Regions from separate parts of the Homo sapiens genome. Here region 2 is linked to region 1. Evidence: read pairs that join two places in POLR2A ChIA-PET (ENCODE). Cell type or tissue: K562. All regions are shown on one strand. Links, peaks and the distances in the headings refer to the core of each region. The heading gives the core; the rest is flanking DNA. Region 1 overlaps INF2 (inverted formin 2). Region 2 holds the start of LOC105370689 (a long non-coding RNA gene).

Region 1 (9,701 bases), core at 1,700-9,699:
GTCCTGCTGTGGGTCCTCACAGTGGCCCGGGGGCCCTCTTTGCACAACAAGCGGAGTTCAAGATCTTGGAGGGCTTTGGAGGCAGGAGCCTTGCACTCCATCCAGATCTTGGGGACTGCAGGTGGCATGAGGGCTGGAGTGCTTCTTGGGTGTGAGACGGGCCAGGTGACAGTGAGGACACAGCCAGCCCTCACCAAGGCCCAGTGCGCCCCATGCCCCTGGACACGTGGCAGTGGGTGGACCCCCATCCTCACCTGCCTTGAGGCCCCCTGTGCACAGACCCTCCCTGGGCCTTGCCGGCAGTTGGTGAGCCACCAGGTCAGTAGAGGTCCCTCAAGGGGCTGTTGGCCTGGTGGGGAAGGTGACACATGCTGGAGGCTCAAAGGAGCTGGGAGTCTGAGTGTGAGGGAGGGGAATGGGGGTCATGGTAGGGCAGGTTCAGCTCCAGGTGCCTCCACCGCCCTGCAGGGCCTGGGCTGCCCAGAACCCCGGGGTGCTGCCAGGAACGCGTGCAGTCCTGGAGATCCATGGGTTGCCAAGCAGTGGAAAAATTGGGGCTCTCGGAGGAGCTAAAAATACAGTGTGGCAGCCCCTGCCTCCTAGTTCCGGAATCCTCTCCTGCCGTTCTGCCCACCCACCCCGTGGAAGACAAGCTCCCTCCCTGCACCCCCACCACCAACGCTGGCTCAGGGCCCAGAAGCACCCAGCCCTGTGCCAGTGCCAGAAGGGCGACACCACAGCTGCCTGCCCACTCCCAGGCAGCAGCCCCCCACAGGTGCTCATGTGCCCAGCCAGTGCCTGCCCTACCCCCGCCACTGCTTCAGGGTCCCCAGAGCCCCTTGGTCCCAGGCACAGTAGGCAGTACCTGCCACCCCAGGGCTGCCAGGCTCAGGGCTTGGCCTGTTCCTCGTGGGGAGCCTGGACCCAGGCAGACCTCTCCCTTCCCTACCAGTGGGGACTTCACAGGGGAGGGGGCTGTCCCAGGCAGACTCAGAACATGTCACAGCGGGGGCCTCCAGGCCCATTGGTGCTGGCCGAGGGCATAGGAGCTCCCACACTGTGCTGTGGAAGGCCCTCCTCGCCTGGCTCCTGGGAGGCAAGTGAGGGAGCCGAGGCCTGGGGGCTTCAGTGGCTGGCTCAGGTCCCTCGCGTGCTGGGATTCAAGTCTGGGTACCCTAACCCTGGCCTGTGTGCCGCTCAGAACCATGGGCCCATGCAGGAGCCCCCAGCTACTCTCCACAGCTCGGTGCTGGGCCTGCCTCAGGAGCCCACACTCCCTGGCTCTGGTTTTCTGTCTGCACCGCAGGGGCTAGGCACATGGCTGCAGGTCTAGTGAAGGCCAGCATGGCCCTGTCCCCACCCACACCACACACTCAGCTTGACTGTTGACTGCTAGGCGGGGCGGTGGCCCGGTGGCTTCCCGAGAGTCAGTGCAGCTGCCCTAGCATGTAGGCATTCGGATGGAGGTGCTGGCATCACCACACCAGGCTGGCCAGGCCCAGGCCCAGAGGGGGACCCTGCCTGCCAGAGCTAGAGTCAGGGGAGAGGCATGGCCCCGTCCTCTGGAAGCCCCAGGCTATTGGTTGACAAAAGCAAGTGCTGAAGAACCATGGTGATGTCCCACTAGCATGGGTGGGGTGAGCCCCTCAGACCTCAGAGTCTTCATCTGCAAAAGACCCTGCCCTGTGCAGTTCCATTGGTGCTGGTGGACTGCCGGGGGGGGTGGATGGGACGCCCCTTCTTGGTGCCCTGACCCTTTTGCTGTCCAAGGCATGGGGTCTGGCCTGAGCCATGGGTACTGGGCCCTGCAGAGCCTGGATGGTCCTGCCCTGCCTCAGCCAGAGCTGGTGCCGGCTGTAGAAAAGATTGCGAAGAACGCAAATTCCTGTGCCTGTGGGGAGGTGGCCACGCCCTACAGCCGGGGCTGGGGAGCTCTGAGGACACATTCCTGCGCTGGTGGCCCCGCCAACCCACTTTCCAGATGGAGAGCAGAGGGGAAGGGTAGCCTGCCCAGGGGCACACAGCTCAGCAATGAGACTCCCGCCCCCTTCCCTTCTCAGTTGGCACTGGCACCTTCCAGCGTATTGTTCCCCATAGCCCCGTGCCCCTGAGATCAGTAAACTGTGGATTCCTTCTGGAATCCTTGCAGAAGTGGACACCACCCCCCAGTGAGAACAGGCAAGGCTGTTTTTGCAGAGCTCGCTGTAGCAGGGAGTCGGCCACCGCCACCCGCGTTTAGCAGAGACTCACAGGCGGGCGGGGGAGTGGGAAGCCTCATGGTTTTCTCATATGGATAATTCACTCTATACATAGAAAGCTTTTTATAGACACAGGGAAGGCTCGGGGATGCCCTGAGAGAGGCTGCTGGCTGGAATTTGGGCTCCTATGAGATGAGACAAAAATCACAGAAGCTGTCAGTTATTACCCAGGTCCCAGCCATTTGGGGCCAGTGGCCAGATTGCGGGTCAGAGTGCTGCATATATGGTCTGGCCGTGGTGTGTTTGCAGGTTCAGCCTCATGCTGAAAAGCAGTTGGAACATTCTCCGGTGTAGAGCCTGACGGGGGGCCTGGGTGAGATCGGGCAGCCTTGGCAGCACCACAGAAGGAGGAGAGCAGCTCCGGCCTCAGCCTCCGGGGCCTCAGCCGGAGCCCTGTCTATGCCGGGCCGCAGCCCAGCGAGACCCTGTTACACTCACTGCCCCCAGACAGCACCCGGTGGGACACGGCCAGCTGGGGCAGCTCAGACACAGAGCCAGGCACCCAGGCACGGGGGTATAGGAACCTGATGGGCAGGAGGGCCAGTTTCCTCCCACCGTGGCTCCACCCCACTGACCAAGGGGGATCCTCTTGACTGGGGTCTTTCAGGGGCTTGCACAGGGCAAGGAGCGCTGGGCAGTGCCAAGAGGGGCAGTACTCAGGTCAGGGAGCATCTTCTGTGTCCAGGGACACCCTGGGGCCTGGGGCACGGTGGCTCTCGGCGGCACTGCTTGTCTCTAAAAGGTCAGGATTTTTTGCATGGAGGGACCCCCGGGGCTCTTGGCTGGAGAGGACACTCTGGATGCCAGGGGCCGGGCCTGGGAGAGTTCATAACTCCGTCCACTCAGCCTGTGCCAAGGGGACAGGGACTCCGGCCAATGGAGGCGGGGGAGGAAAGGAGGGTCAGTTCTGGGGCCTCTTTAGGCAGCAACAGCCAAGGCGGGTGGGAATATATGCAGAGGCCCGGCTGCCTGGCTCTTCATGGTGGTGGGAGCAACCCTACTGCCACCAGGAGGGGCGTTGGGGACCTGAGGCTGCCTGGGAGGGACCCGGCTGTCTCTGGCAGCTCAGCGGTCAGCAGCGATGAGAAGCCAGGGGAGCGTGAGGAGCAGCCCAGGACAGGGCCCAGAGTGGGTGGGCAGAGGTGGCCGGAAGGTCTTGCGCATCTGGGTGAGTGGACGGCCACTGGGTGACCAAGAGGGCCGGGCCTGGGAGGGTGGCTTAAAACCACAGTGCACCGGGGGCTCCGGGCTCTCCGTTCTACAGTGCCCAGACCAGGACCCCCTGCAGGGAGGAGGGGCATCCCAAGGACAGCCTCTCAGGATGCTCCTGGCAGCCTGGTGCTGGAGGTGCAGAAGAAGAAACTGAGGCCCAGGCAGGATGAGTGACTGGGCCAAGGTCTGCTGGTGAGGGCCCGGGCTGGGGACATGCAGATCAGAACCCTGGCTTACACCTGTCAGGCTGCCTCCTGGAAGGAGCCCACTGGCCCCCTGGGGCAGTTGGACAGGTGGAGGGCTGAGGGGCGGTGCGGGGAGTAGGGGCTGGACTGCCGGAAACACCAGGCTTGGTCGTGGACCAGGCTGGGGAGTGGGCCTGAGACCTCAAGGGCAGGTGCTCCAGGACACTCTCCCAAGGCAGGAGGGGAGGAATAGAGCCTCCTGGGGAGGCAGGCGCTTGGGTGCTCGACCCCGCTCAGCTCCCGTGACCTCAAATGCCCTTCAGCCTGGGGTCCCCTGACTTACCGGGTTGGGCAGCACTTGAAGCAAAGCCATGTGGGACCTCCAGTCACAGCCCAGCCGTGCCCAGGTGTGGGACTGTGGGCACAGACCCAGCTTCTCTAGGACCCAGCCGCCTCCAGTTCCCCACCTGTTGTGGGAGGTATAAAGTGCCTGCCTTGGAGGTGGTGGGAAGCCGAGGGCCAGGGTGGAGAGTGCTGGGCCGGGGTGGAGGCTCAGAGCGTGTCCCTGCCAGGCCCGGCCCCCTAGCTCCCTCCCCGAGGCTCCACGCTGCTGTTCTCAGACGCTAAATATAAGATCTAAGCCATACATGGTTGCAGGAGGGCCTGGGATGCCCCTGACCTTCGAGGCCAGTTCCCAGGGTCTGTGGTTGGGGACAGCGGCTGGGGGGATGTGGTGGCGTGGAGCTGATGTCAGAGGTGCAACCCGCCTGTCCTGCTGTTCTGTTTTGGGGAAAGGCACGTGTTGGGGCTCTTCTGGGCTGGGCCTGTTACCTACCCGGGTGTTCCCAGGGCTGGAGTCAGACCTGTTGCGACTGAATCCTGGTAAAACCCTGAGTGCCAAGGGTTTCCGTCTTCCTGTTGGTGTGGGCCCCCTACCCACATGCAGACGGGCAGACTGAGGCCCAGGGGAGACCTGGGAGTCGCCCCTCCTCCCCAGCCACGCTGCTGACGCTGTGGGCACCCCAGGCATGCCTGAGGTTTGGAATCTCCCTGTCCATATTGTCCACTGGGGCGGGGGAAGTGCCCTGGGGTGAGATAAGGCAGCCTCAGATGCGCCGTTTTGTCGCATCATTACCGTGGGTAATGTTCCAGCCAGGGGAGCCTCCCGCTCCCCCGAGTCCTCCCCAAGCTCATCCGGTCCCGTCACTCTGCAGGGGCCGTGCTGGCCTCGTGCTGCAGGTTTCTGAGCCGGCTCCTCCCCTCCCAGCCCTGAGCCTCGGGGTCCTCATGCGCGCAGTAGGGCCCTTCCTGCCTGCCGCCTCGGTTGCTGAAATTCGGTCAGGGATGGGTACAGGGAAGCCTAAGATATAGTGGGGGACACAGTGCTACCCCTAACCCTCAGCATGGCACGTGAGCAGGAATTGCAGCAGAGAAACTGAGACCGAGGGAAGTGGCCCCGCCTGCGCTGGTGGCCAGGAGGACAGCCCCCATCCCCTCCCCGCTGACGGCTCCCTGCCCTCTGCCTGCAGCTCGGCAAGATGTCGGTGAAGGAGGGCGCACAGCGCAAGTGGGCAGCGCTGAAGGAGAAGCTGGGGCCACAGGATTCGGACCCCACGGAGGCCAACCTGGAGAGCGCGGACCCCGAGCTGTGCATCCGGCTGCTCCAGATGCCCTCTGTGGTCAACTACTCCGGCCTGCGCAAGCGCCTGGAGGGCAGCGACGGCGGCTGGATGGTGCAGTTCCTGGAGCAGAGCGGCCTGGACCTGCTGCTGGAGGCGCTGGCGCGGCTGTCGGGCCGCGGCGTTGCACGTATCTCCGACGCCCTGCTGCAGCTCACCTGCGTCAGCTGCGTGCGCGCCGTCATGAACTCGCGGCAGGGCATCGAGTACATCCTCAGCAACCAGGGCTACGTGCGCCAGCTCTCCCAGGGTGAGCCGCAGTGTGGGAGGGCCGCCCAGGCGGACGCTGGGGACCTGGTATGAGGCTTCAGGCCCAAAAGGCCCCGGGAGGCCTGGGGAACCACCAGGAGGAAGCGCAGCCAGGCAGGCAAGGAGGGCTTCCTGGAGGAGGACTGGCTTCCTGGGCTCAGGAAAAACATCCACATTCACTCCGAGTCTGAGGCTTCCAGGTCACCCCAGTCCCCGCACTGCTGCACCAGCGGTCCCCCTGTGCCCCTCTCTGTTGTGTGGCTCTGCCCCACCCTTCCTCCCCGTCCTGTGCTGGCTCCCACCCTCTGGGCTCTCTGCCCTCGTCCACACCTCGGCGGCAGGAGTCACTGAGTCAGAGATGCGAATCCACCCGAGTGGCTCCCTACATACACCTGCCTAGCTCCAAGCCCTTCAGCCTCAGCCCAGACAGAGCCCTTGAGGTCTGGCCCACACCTACTGATGGTGTCACCCTCCACCTCCCAGCGCCTTCCCTAGCGCCTCCCTCCCCGCCCTGTCCCCTACTCCAGCACCCAGGGGACTCGTTCCCGGCAGGCAGGCAGGCCCTTGGTCTCTGCCTCTGCTCGTGTTTTCTGCCTTTGCGTCCTCCAAGGTCCTGCGCCGCTAAGCCTTTAAGCCCCAGCTCACTTTCCTGTCCTCCAGGAAGTCTCCCCAGGCTGTGCCCAAAGTTAGTCCCGGTCCCTTGAGAGAAACCCTTGCTGTGCCACTCCATGGCTGCTGCCAGGTCCTACCGATGCTTGGGGACGAGCTAGGGTGGGCAGTGATGGGCGGGGCTGGGCCCATGGGGGCGGCAGTTACCTGTGCAGGCAAGCAAGCCAGAGGCGCCTCGTTTCTGTCGGACCCAGGGGACAGAGGCAGGTGTAGGGGCCAGCCATTCTCAGCCCGTCTCCCCAGCCTGGGCCTGGCAGGGCCCCTCTATGGAGTCTTTTGTGAATTGTTCTCAGCAGGGTCAGATGAGAGACACCCCCAGAACTTTCACAGCTCCAGATGGGGTGGGAGGCAGGGGTTCATAGGAATGAGGTTGTGTCTGCCATAAACACAGTAAGTGCTGCATTGGGAGAAAAGCTGGGCCCAGAGCCAGTGACAGGATGGGGCAGCTGCCTCCAAGCCCTTCCCTGCAGGGTCTGGCCCTGTGGTCCAGGAGCAGGGCCAGGACACCGAGGAGTGGGGCACCTCGTTGGGTCCCAGCCCACTGCTGTGGGCCACAGACAAGTGCCCGGCACCCCCTGGCGTCTGCCTGCCAGGCCCAGAGCCCCAGCCCTGAGCCCAGCTGCACAGGCATGGGAAGGGGTGCATTGGCCCTGCTGAGCCTGCCCACTCCACCCTGGCAGCCCTGGACACATCCAACGTGATGGTGAAGAAGCAGGTGTTTGAGCTACTGGCTGCCCTGTGCATCTACTCTCCCGAGGGCCACGTGCTGACCCTGGACGCCCTGGACCACTACAAGGTGGGCGGCAGGGCCTGGGCCTGGGCACATGGGGCTCCCTGCCTGGGTGTGCCCTGACCCCGCCCTCCCCACAGACGGTGTGCAGCCAGCAGTACCGCTTCAGCATTGTCATGAACGAGCTCTCCGGCAGCGACAACGTGCCCTACGTGGTCACCCTGCTTAGCGTGATCAACGCCGTCATCTTGGGCCCCGAGGACCTGCGCGCGCGCACCCAGCTGCGGAACGAGTTTATCGGTAAGCACCTGCCCTGGGCCGCATGCCCGCTCCTGCCCGCCTCTTGGCCAGTGCATCCCATGCTGCATCCACCTGGGGAGGTGGGAGCGCCACAAAAGCTGCCCCCGACCCAGGGCCCCAGAGGAAGGCGCCATCTCGGGCCTGCCACCACCTGCCCCTTCAATGGACACAGGCCTCAGAACGCCTGGGGGTCAACCCTGGACCGTTCTCATTTGTGAGACTGGCCAGGCAGTGGAGCCGGACAGGGGGCCTGAGACCTCGTTCTAGCCCTGCCAGTTCTGGCAGTGAGCCCTGAGTAAGCATCACTGTGTGTCCAGCATGATGTCTCCCCTCCAGAGCCTCAGGTCTCTGGTGTCCCATGAGTGCAGCAGGGCAGGGTCAGGTGCTCTGGGTGGCAGAAGTGAAATGGGGAAGGCGGGGAGTGGCCTCCGAACCCTCTGACCCTGTCCGTCCCTTCCCAGGGCTGCAGCTGCTGGACGTCCTGGCTCGCCTGCGGTGAGTCCCCACTGTAGCGGTCCTGCCGGCTCCCCCTCCTGCTCCCAAGGCCAGGCCCACCTGCCCTTTGGCTCCCAGCCACCTCACCTAAGCAGCACCTCCAGATGGCAGGGAGGTGGCTCCCTCGGAGTAACCCCAGGGGTCCAGCCAGAAGCCAGGTCTCAGGCTAGAATCCAGCTCACTGTCCCTGGCAGCTGCCCACAGAAACTAGGGTTGCAGCAGCCATAGAAAGGACAGAATGAGCTCATATCCTTTGCACACCGTGGATGGAGCTGGAGGCCGTGATCCTAAGTGAACCAACCCAGAAACAGAAAATGAAATGCCAATAAGAGGGAACTACAGGGTGGTTCACGTGGACGCAAGATGGAGACAGGGACACGGGCTCCAGGGCGAGAGTTGAAAAACTACCTACAGGGTACAGTGTTCGTCGCTACTTGGTGTCAGGCCCACTAGAACAAGGGTCCCCAACCGCCAGGCTGCGGACCGGTACCTGGCCTATTGGAACCGGGCCACGCAGCAGGAAGTGAGCGGTGGGCGGGCATTCCTGCCTGAGCTGCACCTCATGTCAGATCAGCACTGCATTAGATTCTCCAGCGCACGCACGCGCGCAAGGGATCCAGGCTGCGCGCTCCTCATGACAATCTAATGCCTGATGATCGGGGGTGGAACAGTTTTATCCCTAAACCATTCCCGTCACCCCAGTCTATGGAAAAATTGTCTTCCACAAAACCAGTCCCTGGTGCCAAAAAGGCTGGGGACCACTGCCCTAGAAGGCAAATCGCCTACGTTACACAGTGTACCATGTGGCAAACACGCACATGTACCCCCGAGTCTAAAATAAAAATTTTTTAAAAAAGAAACTAGGGTTGCCAGGTACTGTATGGGACATGCAGTTCATTCAGGTTTCAGATACACAACAGACGATATTTTGGTGTAAGTATATCCCAGATGTTGCATGGGATATACTTATGCCAAAAGTTATTCATTGTTTGTCTGAAATTCAAATTGAACAGGTACTCTGTAGTTTCATTTGCTAAATCTTGCAGCCCTGCTGGGAACCCACATAGCTGAGAAGCTCTATCCAGGCCTCAGTCAGGACTGTACTCAGGGGGGTGTCCTTACACCCAGGGAAATCAGCTTGGAGGAGCCCAGGGCTAGAATGCCTGGTGTTGAAATGGCCTCAGGGGCCAGGCGCGGTGGCTCACGCCTGTAATTCCAGCACTTTGGGAGGCCAAGATGGGCAGATCACCTGAGGTCAGGAGTTCGAGACCAGCTTGGCCAACATGGTGAAACCCCATCTCTACTAAAAGTACAAAAATTAGCTGGCCGTGGTGGCATGTGCCTGCAATCCCAACTACTCAGGAGGCTGAGGCAGGACAATCATTGGATCCCAGGAGGTAGAAGTTGTAGTGAGCTGAGATCGTACCACTGCACTCCAGCATGGGTGACAGAGCGAGACTCCATCTCAAAAAAAAAAAACAGAAATGGCCTCAGCAAAGTTTGCCCACATGGGTGCCTGTGCCCCACCAGTGTGGGCTGAAGGGGGCCGGCCCTGCCTGCGGAGGGCTGTGCTCATTGACCAGACTGAGATGACTGGCAAGTCCTAGGCCCAGTGAACACTAAGTTTCCTCCTGCTCAGGCCAGAGCCCCGCCCCTCCTGTATCCATGCAGCCCTGTGGACCCACCTCAGGTGTGGTCTTCACTGTAGTCACGCAGCGCCCAGGGGAGGGCCTTCCCTCCCCCAAGGTCACGGCCCGGTTCCATTGTGTGCCACCTCCCCAGGCCTTGGTGCACGTTACTCGATGGGAGTGGGCATACTCGCCCTTCCCCTTCCCCAGGGGCGTGCGGGTGCCTGGTGACCCGGGGGCAGCCTGGCAGGGCGCAAGGCACTGACCTGGGAGCTGCCACTCTTAGGTCGCTATCC
Region 2 (9,701 bases), core at 1,165-9,164, 830 kb before region 1:
TTGCTCCTCTTTACTGGAGCCTTCCAGAGCCAATGCCTGCCTCCCTCGTCCCAAGAAGGAACAGCTTTAGCAGGGCACCACAGAAAGGACTCCCAGCTGGGCGGGGGCTGCGGGGGGACTCCCTGGGCATCCTGGAAATTGCACAAGCCCCTGGACAGGGATGGTGCAGGTCACCTTCTCCCCTGACGATGACGGGCCATGACCAGTGGCTCCAGTCATTCCACTCTTTTTTTTTTTTTTTTTTTTTTTTTGAGACGGAGTCTCGCTTTGTCGCCAGGCTATATAGTGCAGTGGTGCGATCTCGGCTCACTGCAACCTCCACCTCCTGGGTTCAAGCAATTCTTCTGCCCCAGCCTCCCAAGTAGCTGGGACTACAGGCGCACGCCACCATGCCCAGCTAATTTTTGTATTTTTAGTGCAGACGGGGTTTCATCATGTTGGCCAGGATGGTCTCGATCTATTGGCCTCACGATCCGCCTGCCTCAGCCTCCCAAAGTGCTGGGATTACAGGTGTGAGCCACTGCGGCTGGCCTTTTTTTTTTTTTTTTGAGACAGAGTGTCTCTCTGTCACCCAGGATCTCAGCTCATTGCAACCTCTGTCTCCCGGGTTCAAGCAATTCTTCTGCCTCAGCCTCCTGAGTAGCTGGGACTGCAGACGCCCACCACCATGTCCAGCCAATTTTTGTATTTTTAGTAGAGATGGGGTTACACCATATTGGCCAGGTTGGTCTGGTCTCGAACTCCTGACCTGGTGATCTGCCTGCCTTGGCCTCCCAAAATGCTGGGATTACAGGCGTGAGCCACCGAGCCGGTTGGCCATTTTGGTCTTGAAAACCCAGGGACACACTGCAGGGCTGGGGGGGTGGGGGGGCAGGGGACTCACAGGATGTTCTGTAGAAGAGTGGAGGACCTGCAGCTATGCCTGGAGGAGCAGCGAGGCGCTCCATTGCTGGAAGGACGCTGAGAGGGGTTCAAACATGGGCAGATGTTCCAGAACCTTCCTGCTGGAAGCCTTCCCAGGCACCTTCCGCCACCTCCTGACCCCCTCGAAGGTGTGTGGACTTGTTAGGTAGCTCTGACTTTGCTTTGTGGGGTGCTGCCTAATCCTTCCTCCCCTGCGCCCTGGCTGGAGCTCCCCGGGGCCTTTCACACACATTGTCCTTTCATCCTCAAACAGTCTCCAGGAAGCAAGCACTGCTGTCATTCCTACTTGACAGATGAGGAAACCAAGGCCGAGAGAGGCGAATTAACCAGCCATTAGGTCACACAGGCGGGATGGGGCCTGGAGCCCCTGCAACCTCAGACTCAGCTCCAGGTGCTCCCAAACCTATGGGCAGTGGTGACTGTGCATTTCCACCATCAAAGCAGCCTTGCACAGGGCCCAGCTGAGTGGAGTGCCAGGCAGTGCCGGGAGGGAGGCGGGGCTGGGGGCTGGCAGTCACGCCTGGGCCTGCAGGCACTGGCTCGGGGCCTGCTATCCCAGGAGAAACAATCATCTGGCTCGTTGTCAGGCTCGGATTTCTTACCTCCTCAGAGGGGCGCGTGCCACCGGCTGGCCATGGGGAGAGCTCAGTGGAGCTGGCTCCTCTGAGGCCTCTCTTGGAGCAGGGCCCCTGGTCTCCAATCCCCTGACTTCCATGCCCCTGTGCCCTCCTGGTCTTAGGCACTGACCAGACCCGACTGTAACTGGGCAGTGGTGCTGCCCTAGAAGGGCTGATCTTGCAGGCCAACAGTGTAGGGTGTGTGTCTGGGAGGTGGTTCCCCAGGCCTCCCTGGTGCTGCTTCAGAGCTTGACACAGAAGTGACCTGCTGGTGTCTGCAGGGCCCCAAGTGCTGAAGGAGGCCTGCCCTGGCTCCTGCTCCCCTCGGCCCTCCATTCCAACTCCTCTGGCTTCACCTCCCGCTCATCATTCCCTTGCCTGCCCTCCGGGCCCATCCTTGCTCATGCTGTTGGTTGATCCCAACACGTCCCTGCTTCCATCCTCGCTAGTGAAAATTGGACACGGCCTTCAAGGTTCAGCTCAGGCACTTCCTCCTCCAAGAAACTGTTCCTGATCTACCTAGTCTCAGGGAGGCCAGCCTCGCCCACAATTCCTGCTCTCCTGGGCCCCATCACCCAGCTCAGAAACTCAGGGCAGGCCGGAGGGAAGGAGATGGGCTGAGCCCTCGGACCCCCTCACCTGGGGGCTCACCCTCGGCTTCACTTTAAGGGATCTCCTGCCCCAAGACTGGAGATGCTCCAAGGCTCTGGCAGGGCACACCTGGCTGCCCAGGAATACAGGGAGGGGACTTCAGCACCCTGCCCACTCTGGGCCCCCAGGGCCTACACTCCCACCCGACAAGGATGGCTACTCACTGACAGTGACTTACTCACCCTGGCCCTCAGTCTCTTCATTTGTGCATTGGAGATAATGAAACTTACTTCAAAGCCCAGGTACGTGCTGCCAAAGTGCAGGTTGCAGCATGTCAGGCCTCTTTAACTGTACCGGGCTTCACACCTATTGGTAGTTACTGGGAGCTGCTACTAATGACATCCGTTCCTCATTCCTGCCCATGAGCAAGAGCCAGTGCTGGGTGCTGGTGCCTGGGGGAGAGGGCGGTGACGGCAACCCCTGGCTCTGCCTCATCCCACCTTCAGGCACCAACTCTGATGTCCTCACCCTGACCTCCTCCCTCTCCCTCTTCTCTGTTCCCATGGTCACATGTGCCACCCCCCATGTACATGTCTGTTGTTCTACTGTGTGTCTGTACCTCTCTGTGACCCCATCACTCTGCAAGGGCCTGGGCAAGCTGGGGCTCAGGGCGGTCAGGGCTGGCCTAAAGACATAGCGAAGTCGGCCGGGCGCGGTGGCTCACGCCTGTAATCCCAGCACTCTGGGGGGCCGAGGCGGGTGGATCACGCGGTCAGGAGATCGAGACCATCCTGGCTAACACGGCGAAAGCCCGTCTCTACTAAAAATACAAAAAAATTAGCCACGTGTGATGGCGGGCGCCTGTAGTCCCAGCTACTCGGGAGGCTGAGGCAGGAGAATGGCGTGAACCCGGGAGGCGGAGCTTGCAGTGAGCCGAGATCGCGCCACTGCACTCCAGCCTGGGCGACAGAGCGAGACTCCGTCTCAAAAAAAAAAAAAAGACGGCAAACTGGGGCAGCGTTGGGTGGCAACAAGCCAAACCAGGGACCTTAAACCAGGTCTTTGGTTTGATCTCAGGTGGGGATCTGGGTTCCGGAAGGCTCCAAGAGCTGCAGTTACAGGTTAGTTTTCAGGACAGCGTGCAGGGCATCCTGGGGACACGGCTGGGCATCCTGCAGCCTGCCCCGGCTGGAGCTCCGGTGTCTGGGTGTCTGTAGCAGCCTGTGTGGCAGGGGTGGGGGATGGGGCGAGTTACTCTCCACAAAGGGCTTCTGGGAAATCAAGCAGCACTCGCTCTGCTGGGTCTTCAAGGAAAGGGACAGGGCCCAAAGACTCACGGTGCTACGACTGTCCCGGGGCATCCCTGGGCTTTCTCTGGATACCAGCCCCTTTGCTGTACCCCCTGGTCCCTGCACAGCCCAGGCCCCTGCTGCCCCTCTTCATGGACAGCAGTGCCATTCACTGGGGTTCCTGTCCCCAGCCACACCCTTTCCGCATACTCACACAGTGGCCTGTTGAAACTCAAATCTGATCAGCCCATCCATCCTGAAACCTTTCTGGCTTCTGATTGCCTGCAGGATAAAGTCCAACCTCCTTTTCGTGACATTCAAGGCTCTTTGTCTCTTCCTTCAATGTCTGAACTGCCCTGAAGAGAGGAGGGATGGGGTGTTCCATAGACAGGAGGTGGTAGTGCGGGGCCCTGTCAAGATGTGGGCTCTTGAGGCTCCACCGTCCAACTCCCTCCAGGCCTGGTCTCAGGGGACCTTACAGGAAAAGTCTGGCCTTGGTCAGAAAAGCCTAGAGGTTGGCCACAGGCTGGTACGTGGGGGCCCAGAACTGGGCCTCTGACCCCTGCAGAGGGAGTCTCAGGCCTGGCCTGGCTCCCTGCCACAGGATCCCTAGAGCCACATGACTGGTCCTACTCTCCCCATTCCCCTGCTGGGCTCCAGCTCAGTCGCAGGAGCCAAGCCAGATTTGAGGCCAGAGGGCTTGACCAGGTTGGTTCCTGCTAGGTGGCTCTGCGCAGAACCCTCTTACAGCCCATCCAACTGGCCGGGTCCCTTCCCTTTTGTACCATTCTTGTTGGTCCCTGTCTGCCTGACCCTGTGTGGCACCTCAGGGCTGCAGCCTTGGTCTGGGTCCCAGCCACTGGTCACCTTCTGCCCTGAGGCCTGCCCTCCCTGCTGTCTGGGGCTGTCAGCTGGACCTTGGAGCATGGCCATCCCAGGCCCATTCCTGGCTCTGACCACTGTGAGGGGCCCTGGTACCATCCTCCCTGGGCACAATCCCCCTGGATGCTGGCTGGTCAGGTGGAATCACTTGTTAGCGGAGTATAACGGAGTAACAAGCCAGGCGAGGTGGCTAATCCCAATACTTTGGGAGGCCAAGGTGGGAGGATCGCTTGAGGCCAGGAGGCTGAGGCTGCAGTGAGCTATGATAGTGCCACTGTGCTCTAGCCTGGGCAACAGAGCGAAACCCTGTCTAAACAAAACCTAAAAACCCCCCAAAAACCCAAAAACCAAAACAAAAAGAAAACTATCCTTGACACTTTAGTGTAAGTACATCTAATGATAGCTGTAATTATTTCGAAAGCATATGTTGTTACGAGTATGGGGACATCTGGACTTTCTCTTGTAGGAGTGCATCCTTGCAGGTATCTTTAGGCTGTTCCCTTAATTGTAAGCTTCTTGTGACCACAAGTTGTGGCTGGCAAGGAATGTGCCTTGTTAGTCTCAGGATGGAGATGAACTTACAATGGCATTGCTCTGGCTGTCCTGGGCTCCTGCTTCCCTAATGCGCTGGGCGCTGTGGCTCAAGCCTATAATCCCAGCACTTTGGGAGCCCCAGGAAGGAGGATCGCTTGAGCTCAGGAGTTCAAAACCAGCCTGGGCAAAACATATTGAGACCCCATCTCTACAAAAAATTGAAAAAAAAAAAAAGCCAGGCATGGTGGCTTGCGCCTGTAGTCCCAGATACTGGGGAGGCTGAGGTAGGAGGGTCTCTTGAGCCTGGGAGGTGGAGGCTGCAGTAAGCAGAGATCAGTCCCTGTTAAAAAAAAAAAAAAAGTGACAGTCCCCAGGAAGGTGCAGGTCGATGGTGGCAGCCACTGTGGTGGCTTGTGGCTGGTGTTCTTGTCCTATGTTTGTAGCCATCCCTAGGTCCAGGGTTCAGGGCTTCCTGTTCCCAGGAGGGTTCAGATAAGAGGCCCCGAGCAGCCACTCAGGCAGAGCCTCTTCCTGGGGAGAAGGTGCTCCCTGGGGCGAGCAAGTGGGCAGGCCTTGGCTCTCTCCATTCCTGAATACCTTCTACTGTCTAGGTAGTAGAACACCTTCTACTGACCCTGGCCCAGGCTCAGATACGGTCCAACCCGGCAGACCCTTCCCGGGGGCCTGTGACGGTCCCAGGCAGGGAGAGCCACGTCGGGGTGGTGGTCACCCCCAGCGCCCTGAACCTGCGAAGGCCCAGTGTAGGGGTGAGCGCGCACCGGCTGGGGGGACGTTGGAGAAGCCAAGCAGAGGCAGCCGGGCGCGCCTTCCTGCCCTCCCGGTGGAGGAGGACGCGGCAGGGACAGGCGGGCGGCCAGCCGGCTTCAGGACGCTTGACAAGGGTTTTGGCTGAGGGTGCGCCCTGGGCTCTGGAGCGCCCAGGTGCCCCGCCACCCACGGGGGGCGTGGTATGGGGGCGTGGCCTGGGCGTGGCCGGCACCGCCTCTTCCCTTTCCTGAGTCCAGAGGGCCCCTCCTGCCCGCCACGTTTCCTTCCTGCTGGGGGGCTTCTGTTCTCCCAGACCGGGTCGGTGCTCTTTTCCCCCGGCGCCCCTCCCCCACCCAGCCCGGGCCTTGCCTGCCGCAGCCACCTTCTTCTCTGATGCTGTGTCCTGGACTTGGTGACAATGGCAAATTGACAAGAAGGCGAGCCTGGGCCTTTCCTGCGGCGACATCCAGCTTCCCCCGCCCCTCCCTGGGTGGGTGCCCACCACACGCCCAGCCTGCCGCGTGCTTATCCAGGCCCTCCAGGCCAGGCCTCCGGGTCTTATGGAAGAAGGCCCCGTGTCTGGGCAGTGCCGTGGCTGTGAGTGAGCATCCGGGGCCAGTCAGATGTGCCGTCTCCGGAGGTCACTTCCATAGTGGCCATCAACAGCTTGGCCAAACTCGGCCGCAGGATCTTTTCCTATCAATTGCAGGATGGACTCTTCCCGCAGCCATGCGACCTGTGGCCCGCGGTCCTGCTCCCTGAGCTGGAGGAGGCTGAACAGAATGAGCAGGTTGAGGCCTGTGGGAAGGAAGAGCCACATCTCCTTCATGTTTATTACCCCCTCCGCAGGCCATAGCTAGGAGGCCTTGAAGGTTTTTTTAAGGGGGAAAGGGGGTTTCCAGAACCACAGCCGGCTCAGCAGAAAGTCTCCACCAACAGAATCTGTGGGCGCACATTCCTCAACAGCTGAAGAAGGGGCTGGAGGGGCTCATGGCATCCCCTCCAGAGGCAGGCCCAGGGCCCTGTGTGCAGTGGGGGGTCCTGCATCTGCATTGTTGTTAAGAAAGTGACATTTGGCTACATGGAGTGACTCATGCCTGTAATCCCAGCACTTTGGGAGGCTGAAGCTGTCAGATTGCTTGGGCCCAGGAGTTCGAGATCAGCCTGGGCAACTTGGTGAAACCTCATTTCTTTTTTTTTGAGACAGGGTCTCACTCTGTAGCCAAGACTGGAGTGCAGTGGCACAATCTCGGCTCACCGCAACCTCCACTTCCCAGGCTCAAGTGATTCTCCTGACTCAGCCTCCCGAGTAGCTGGGATTACAGGTGTGCACCACCACGCCTGACTAATTTTTGTATTGTTAGTAGAGACGGGGTTTCACCATGTTGGCCAGGTTGGTGTTGAACTCCTGACTTCAAATGATCCACCTGCCTTGGCCTCCCAAAGTGCTGGGATTACAGGCCTGAGCCACTGCGCCCGGACTTTTTTTTTTTTTTGAGATGGAGTTTCGCTCTGTCACCCAGGCTGGAGTGTGGTGGCATGATCTCGGCTCACTGCAACCTCCACCTCCCAGGGTCAAGTGATTCTCCTGGGTCAGCCTCCGGAGTAGCTGGGATTACAGGTACGTACCATCATGCCTGGCTAATTTTTGTATTTTTAGTAGAGACAGGGTTTCACCACGTCTGCCACGCTGGTCTTGGACTCCTGACCTCAAGTGATCTGCCCACCTCGGCCTCCCAAAGTGCTGGAATTACAGGTGTGAGCCACCATGCCCAGCCCTCATTTCTACAAAACATACAAAAATTAGCCAGGCTTGGCACACACCTGTAGTCCCAAGTACTCAAGAGGATGAAGTGGGAGGTTCACTTGAGCCTGGGGAGGTAGAGGCTGCAGTGAACCATGTTCTTGCCACTGCACTCCAGCCTGTGTGACAGTGAGGCCCTGTCTCAAAAAAAAAAAAAAGGCAACACTTCTTGAGGCTGCTGGTTTTTCAGCCCTGCTGTGCTGCATGCTTTTGGCGCTCACTCTAATTCACAGGGCCTCGAGGGCGAGACTTCGGCTCACAGCTGTATCCCAGGGCCTAGAACTGTGTCTGACATATACCAGGTACTCAATAAACCCTTGTCACACAAACCCCCAAGAACATTTCACAATGCTTTTCTTTTTTCTTTTTTTTTTTTTTTTTTTTTTTTTTTTTGAGACAGAGTCTTGCTCTATCGCCCAGGCTGGAGTGCAGTGGCGCGATCCCGGCTCACTGCAAACTCTGCCTCCTGGGTTCACGCCATTCTTCTGCCTCAGCCTCCCGAGTAGCTGGGACTACAGGCGCCTGCCACCGCACCCGGCTAATGTTTTGTATTTTTAGTAGAGATGGGGTTTCACCGTGTTAGCCAGGATGGTCTCGATTTCCTGACCTCGTGATCCACCCGCCTCGGCCTCCCAAAGTGCTGGGATTACAGGCATGAGCCACCACGCCCAGCCTTTTCTTTTTTTTCGAGTGCAGTGGCGCGATCTTGGTTCACTGCAACCTCTGCCTCCCTAGCTCAAGCGATCCTCCCACCTCAGCCTTCCGAGTAGCTGGGACCACAGGCACGTACCACCATGCCTGGCTAATTTTTTGTATTTTTAGTAGAGACAGGTTTTTGCCATGTTGCCCAGGATGGTCTCAAACTCCTGAGCTCAAGCCATCCACCCACCTCAGCCTCTCAAAGCGCTGGGATTACAGGCATGAGCCACCAGACTCAGCCTTGTTTCTCATTTATACAGGTAGCGATTGGAGGCTCAGGAAGGGAATTCATTGCCCAAGGTTGAACACTCAGTGGGAGAAGCAGGCCAGGACACAAGCAGGAGGGGCTCCAAAGCTGAGTTTGTTGCTGCAGAGCCTTTCCTGAGGTTGGGGAGGGTGTCTGCAGAAGGAGGCTGGAGACTGCTGTAGAATCACTACTACTGGTGACATCGTTGTTCTTCTCTGACCTGACCCCTGAGTTGGTCAGACTTGGCCATGTGGACAACCCCCTGCTTCTCCCACTCTCTGCTGCCCTAACCTGAGACTGGTTATTCAAGTGTCTTCCTCACTGTCTCCCCCAAACAGGAAGTATTTTTTGATGCTCTTGCATCTGGGGCTGACCCAACACTGCTCATCCCATGTGGTCATTGCTGGCTTACAGGTCAGTCTGGCCCTTGCATTCGATGTTCTGTAAGGACAGAGCTCATGGTGCTGGCTCTGAGAAGGAAACAGGAAGTGGCAGATGGAAGGGTGGGTAGGTGGGTAGGTAGATGAATGGATGAGCCGGCGGATGAGTGGGCAGATGTGTGTGTGTACGGACAGGTGGGTGGATGCATGGATGGACAGGTGGATGAATAGATGGGCAGATGGATGGATAAATGGAAAGGTGGGTGGGTGGATGGATGGATGGATGGGTGCGTGGATGGTTGGATGGTTGGATGGATGGATGGATGGATAGATGGGTGGGTTGGTTGGTGGATATGTGGATACATAGATGGATTGATGGACAAGTGGATGGGTGGATGGATGGATGGATTGATGGACAGGTGCATGGGTGGGTGAGTGAATGGATGGATGGGTCGATGAGTGGGTGAGTAGATAGATGGATGGATGGATGGACAGGTGGGTGGGGGTGGGGTGGGTGGATGGATGGATGGATGGATGAATAGGTGGGTGGGTAGACAGATAGATGGGTGGGTGGATGGCCAGGTATGGTAGCTCACATCTGTAATCCCAGCACTTTGGGAGGCCAAGGCGGGCAGATCACCTGAGGTCAGGAGTTTGAGACCAGCCTGGCCAATATGGTGAAACCTATCTGTACTAGAAAAAAAAAATACAAAAAATTAGCCAGGCATGGTGGCATGTGCCCGTAATCCCAGCTACTTAGGAGGCTGAGGCAGGAGAATTGCTTGAACCCGGGAGGCGAAGGCTGCAGTGAGCCGAGATCATGCCACTGCACTCTAGCCTGGGCAACAGAGTGAGACGTCTCAAACAAAAAAAAAAAGATGGGTGGGTAGGTGGATAAATAGGTGGATGGGTGGATGGGTGGATGGGTGGATGGATGGGTAGATGGATGGGTGGATGGGTGGATGG

What was found. ChIA-PET counts read pairs that join two places held together with the same protein. Peaks named below come from ENCODE experiments on the same cell type or tissue, not always from the same donor. Only the 100,000 strongest peaks of a DNase experiment are listed, where the experiment ranks them.
Region 2: POLR2A ChIA-PET joins it to region 1 with 6 read pairs; 1 of 35 experiments calls an interaction of 5 or more read pairs at or near these places.

What each region holds. Positions count from the first base shown.
Region 1 is chr14:104,696,173-104,705,873 of GRCh38, forward strand. It overlaps INF2 (inverted formin 2), which reads left to right. Exons shown (of 23, transcript NM_022489.4): 2 at 5,185-5,584; 3 at 6,933-7,048; 4 at 7,123-7,282; 5 at 7,744-7,777. The coding sequence starts at 5,194. Among named protein-coding and RNA genes, the nearest start is that of INF2, 11 kb to the left of the region's middle. RefSeq lists an enhancer at 5,280-6,267. In K562, for the core only: no CTCF peak of the experiment used is centred there; DNase peaks (open chromatin) are centred at 4,277 and 4,769.
Region 2 is chr14:103,866,236-103,875,936 of GRCh38, forward strand. It overlaps LOC105370689 (a long non-coding RNA gene), which reads left to right and starts at 5,852. Exons shown (of 3, transcript NR_188198.1): 1 at 5,852-7,226. RefSeq lists silencers at 5,557-5,926, 5,937-5,996 and an enhancer at 6,237-6,416. In K562, for the core only: no CTCF peak of the experiment used is centred there; a DNase peak (open chromatin) is centred at 5,836; H3K4me3 peaks cover 772 bases.